2 separate regions of the Homo sapiens genome follow, and region 2 is linked to region 1. The links are chromatin loops, found by intact Hi-C in ENCODE. Cell type or tissue: heart right ventricle. All regions are shown on one strand.

Region 1 (2,500 bases):
TGCTACTCCTTTGTAAAGTCACTGCCTTAAGGGGGCTGATGGCGCCACCTGTGCCTTACATCCAGGTTCAGGCATCACTAGCTTTCCCACACTCTACTTTCCTTATTTCCTTCCATTAAGAATTACTCAGAGTTCTAACGCACAGAATCCTGACTTCCATGTAGCTCCAGTCATTGTGATCAGACATCCTTTATAAAACATGTTTTTATAAATGTGTATGTGGAATAAGATGAGGAGGAAAAGGAGTGAGGTCATAATTTAGCATTTCTGCATCATAAGTGTGCTTCCTTATCAGGGAAGACATCAGGTAGTTCCGATAATTGGACAAGAGTGGATCTCCGATAAGAGTGGATCAAGGTGACAATCTCTACCTCCTCCTACGAGAGGTGGTAACTAAAACAGTCACTATCCAGTCCAGACATTCTTTGTGTCTGAAGACTTTGGGTCAGAAAAGCTGAATGATATTATTTCTTCTCAAGGAGTCCAGATTCTGGTGAGGTTTGATCTTACTCATCCCCAACATGATGGGGGAAAACAGACCCGAGAATCCTCATTATAGCTCACTAGTGCTGAACAGGAGTATCCACTGAACTAGAATAATGGGAGGTAACATGAGAAGATACTGGCTCAATACATGCCAAGCCCCACATTCTTACTGGTACACTTGTGGCAGATGAGGTGGAGGATGGGAGCGGGAGATACCGAGAGGGAAAGAGGGAGAATGGCTGGGATGAAGATCAAGTTAGAAGTGGAGGCTGAGCATGGTGGCTTACACCTGTAATCCCAGCACTTTGTGAGGCCAAGGTGGGAGGATCACCTGAGGTCAGGAGTTCAAGACCAGCCTGGCCAACATGGCAAAACCCAATCTCTACTAAAAATACAAAAATTAGCTGGGCGTGGTGGCGGGTGCCTGTAATCCCAGCTACTCAGGATGCCGAGGCAGGAGAATCACTTGAACCCAGGAGGCAGAGGTTGCAGCCTGGCGACAAGAGCGAGACTCAGTCTCAAAAAAAAAAGAAGTGGAGCTTCATCAGAACCCTGTCCCTGATCGTGGCCAAGGTACCATGATCTTCTCCTTTACCTTCCAGCCCTTCCCTGGGTTCACGCAGCAGTGGATGCAGGACAAGAGCCCTCTCTCAGGAGCAGGCTTAGGACCAAGGCTCTGTGCTGGGGCACGCCAGTACAACCCCAGACATGCCATCTCCTGTGCTCGGCCTGTGCCCACTCTCATCGATGCACACTGCTGCCATATTGTTTGTTAGATGTCGTGAACACTAGCCCTGCTCACAGGTAAAACTTGGAAGGGGACTCACCATATGAGCTTCTTTGTCTAGTGTCACTCCCACAGGGTGCCTTTAGGCCTTTATGTCCAGGAGCACATAACTGTCTCTCACTGATTTTTCCTCTGCTTGAAAGGTACCCAGGAAATGAAGTTTATGAACTGGGCGTCCTGTTTTCTTTCCATCCATATGTCCCTGGGAAAGTTATTAAACTCTCTGAGACTTAGTTTCCTCCACTCACAAGGATGGTAATTTCTGCCTCACTGAGATCTTATGATGAATAAATGAAATTGTAAGTAGAAGGTGCCAGGCACAGTACTTGACACATAACAGGCCCTCAGTGCAACTAAGGCCCACTGTTGTGAACCAGTGTTTTCTTAAATGTCTAAAAGAGTTACATACTATCACATGCTTTCGGTTTACCTCTGTTCTTCATTGCAAGAATCCAAGAATTATAGAACCAGTCTTGAAGGAGAGTTCAATAGAGCTCTACAGACTATTATATGATCATGAGTTGAGAACAAAAAAAAGTGTATGAATTTAGCTTCTATTTGTTTCTGAATTACATGGTCTGATACTGACACCCAGAAACAAAGGAAGATGTTTCACATGCATGAGTTTGATTAACTATAATTAAAGTGATTTTGTAGCTTATAATTCAAACCAACAGCTTTTGAGTGTGAAAGGAATAATATTAGTTATTACACCAGGACAATAGATGTAAACTGGAGCTGTCCTAGGAAAATTGCGATTTATGGCCATTCACATTATGTCTATCACCACCTGCATAATATATGCTTTAGGTCTTGGCACCAAAATATTCGTGCCCTACTACCTTTAAATTAAACAGTGGCTGGGCATGGTGGCTCACGCCTGTAATCCCAGCACTTTCAGAGGTCAAGGCGAGCAGATCACGAGGTCAGGAGTTCGTGACCAGCCTGGTCAATGTGGTGAAACCCCATCTCTGCTAAAAATACAAAAATCAGCTGGGTGTAGTGGTGCGTGCCTGTAGTCCCAGCTACTCAGGAGGCTGAGGCAGAAGAATCGCTTGAACCCAGGAGGTGGAGGTTGCAGTGAGCCAAGATCGTGCCACTGCTCTCCAGCCTGAGGGACAGAGCAAGACTCCATCTCAAAAAAATAAAAAATACAAAAAAAAAAAGAGAGAGAGAAAACAAAATAACTGGGTGTGGTGGTGCATGCCTGTAATCACAGCTACTAGG
Region 2 (2,500 bases), 110 kb after region 1:
AGGAACTTCAAGAACCCAGAAGAATGTCTCCCACAAACTACATCATACATAGTATCTAGAAAGTCCTTAGATTTAGACAGTCAGAAAATGTATCTGCTGGTGTAATACTTTAGATGTCACATTTTTTTAAATAACTGGTTATAACTGCTCACTGGACCTTGATACTTTTCATTTCAGGATGGAGCAAAAGTTCAACACCACAAAACTCTATAGTGACAATAAGCACAGGCACCCTTCCTGCCTCGTCTCTAGTTTACACCCACATTAAGAAGCGCACATACTTGTCTCCTGTAATCGTGATTGTGAATCCATCATATTCCTTCCCTTGGTCTTTAAGGCTGGGAACTTTTGTGTTCACGGTGAACCCATCCTTCGTTTTAGTATTAAACTGCTTTCAGGGAAAAAGAAAATTCACGTTACTAGTGTTTCATTCACTGTAAACCCCAACTGCAACTCTGTAGTGCTGGCTCTACCTTACATGTTTTTAAAAAGGGCCAAGGAGGTCATCTGATACAAGAGATGGTGGCCTGGTGGCCAAGGACATCTCTGCCTGTCTTCAGGCCCCAACAGAGCCCAGGTTACGCTCCCCACAGCTCCTACCAGAGGCCAGCAGAGAACCTCAGCACCAAAAGCTCACAGGTTCTCTTCGTCAACAAGGGGCACTGCTCACTTCTAAGAGCTCCCTTTGAATGTTTTCTCATGTCCATCTTAGTAGGCAGCAACCTTGAATCATGGCAGAATAGTTGTACCTAACATCCCGTAACTCAAAAATGCAACTTATGCTCATACTAGTGCTCAAAGCAGAGACTGATTTTTCTGAAGAGTACCCAGGATTATATCCACTAACTGGAGAACTTCATTCACACCCACACCCACACCCACCCAACTCTGTGAGCCACAGATAAGTCGGTTAAGTTAAAAGAATTACTCGGAGTTAAGAATGGCTTTCGGAGTGATAAATGTATGAACACAGTTTCAGACGTTAGCTTTCTGTTTAAAACATTTGGGACAAACCTGCAATGGCAATAAATAGGTTTCAGAAAATGACCCCCAAATTTAGTTAACTTAATATTGCCAATTTTTTTTTTTAATTGATGGACTGGAAGTTAAGAGAAGCAACAGTAAAGTACAAGAGGCTGCTGCTTCATGAGGGGAGAGCTTGTCTAGAAACAGAAAGATGCACCAGGTGTCACCAGCAGCCCAGAAGCCAGAGGATGAGTGGCACAGGTCATAAGGCCCACAGCAGGCACTGAGCAGGCAAGCATCTTTCACGCCAAAAAAAACGACTTTCAGGAGAAGAAATGCGTTAACACACTATGTGCCAATTCTCATCTAATCCTCACAACATACTGATAGCACTAGGTATGGTCTCAATCTTACAGATGAGAAACGAACTAGGTGAGGCAAAGTCTGGCTGAGTCCCAGCCAGCAGGGAAGCCGCAGAGTGGGAATGTGGGCCCAAGGTCTTGGTGAATTCCAGTCCGCGTTACTTGCTAATAAACCGCCTCTAGGGGGCGCTGACATACACGTTAACTTGGTTTTTCATCAACAGTACCATTGTGCCTTTCAGTGGAAGTTGACCTGGTACATTCCACTAAGCACTTTAAACACTCAAATATCTTGTTGTATATTCTGCTGTGTGTGCCTTGCAAAGTACCAATATATCCGTAATCCTGGGTAAAGGCTAGATGTATAATGCTGAAATGGAATGTCATCCCACCGCAGAGAACAAACATCTTACATCTTTCAGACAACAGTTGGTGATTTCACACCGAGAGGCACACTGAGGCTGGCGATGCCGCGTCTCAGGCTGCATGCTAAGTGACTACAGTCTTGTAGCCCACTCTGTTTTTCTTCTTAGACAAAGACATATAAAATATTAAAATCTCCCTAAACTGACGTTGTATTCTGCCTAATACCACAGGACATCTAAATGCCTAACTAGAATACCCACAGGAAGGCAGCTGAAGAGCCCTCACACACCAGTTTCCTTTCTATATGGTACATCTCAGGGCCTGTGGTGAAGCCATTCTGCCCCCTGGGGGGCGCTGGGGAAATTTATGGGAGACTGATTATTACAGGGATTGGACAGTTGGGAGCCAAGATTACTATATGTCCCACAGTACAGGGGATTGTCACACATAATGTATGATTTTCTAATGTCCCACTGGATTTTCATGTAGATGAAGAACATGTTTATCATTTAATCAATATGTGGGCCTGGAACCAGACTCTGTTTTGCACTTAAACGCTAACTATTTATTATATAGTTTTCATACATACTGAATTTGCCAGGAATGCAAATAGCATACACATTGAGTAAGGAGTCTACTATATATAGCTTGGAGCTTTACTAAGCTTGGTTTACCATTTCAGAAAACCACATCGCCAATGACAATGTAGCTCACCAAATAACACACAGATATGGGGCTACACTTATAACTGTCACATTCACCATGATTTTACATGCAGGTGTGAAGCACTGGCTACTGCTTTCCGG

The links. A loop is a pair of places that touch in the nucleus more often than their neighbours do. Peaks named below come from ENCODE experiments on the same cell type or tissue, not always from the same donor. Only the 100,000 strongest peaks of a DNase experiment are listed, where the experiment ranks them.
Region 2: a loop joins it to region 1, with 6 times the contacts of the local background. A loop is called at or near these places in 83 of 110 quality-filtered maps.

Annotation. Positions count from the first base shown.
Region 1 is chr1:230,801,778-230,804,277 of GRCh38, forward strand. It overlaps CAPN9 (calpain 9), which reads left to right. Exons shown (of 20, transcript NM_006615.3): 20 at 1-212. All of the region lies in intron 1 of LOC124904546 (a long non-coding RNA gene), which reads right to left. Among named protein-coding and RNA genes, the nearest start is that of CAPN9-AS1, 7.8 kb to the left of the region's middle. In heart right ventricle, no CTCF peak of the experiment used is centred here; no DNase peak of the experiment used is centred here.
Region 2 is chr1:230,915,912-230,918,411 of GRCh38, forward strand. It overlaps TTC13 (tetratricopeptide repeat domain 13), which reads right to left. Exons shown (of 23, transcript NM_024525.5): 18 at 282-391. Among named protein-coding and RNA genes, the nearest start is that of C1orf198, 49 kb to the left of the region's middle. In heart right ventricle, CTCF peaks have their summits at 1,490 (motif pointing right), 1,689 and 2,058; DNase peaks (open chromatin) are centred at 1,500 and 2,040.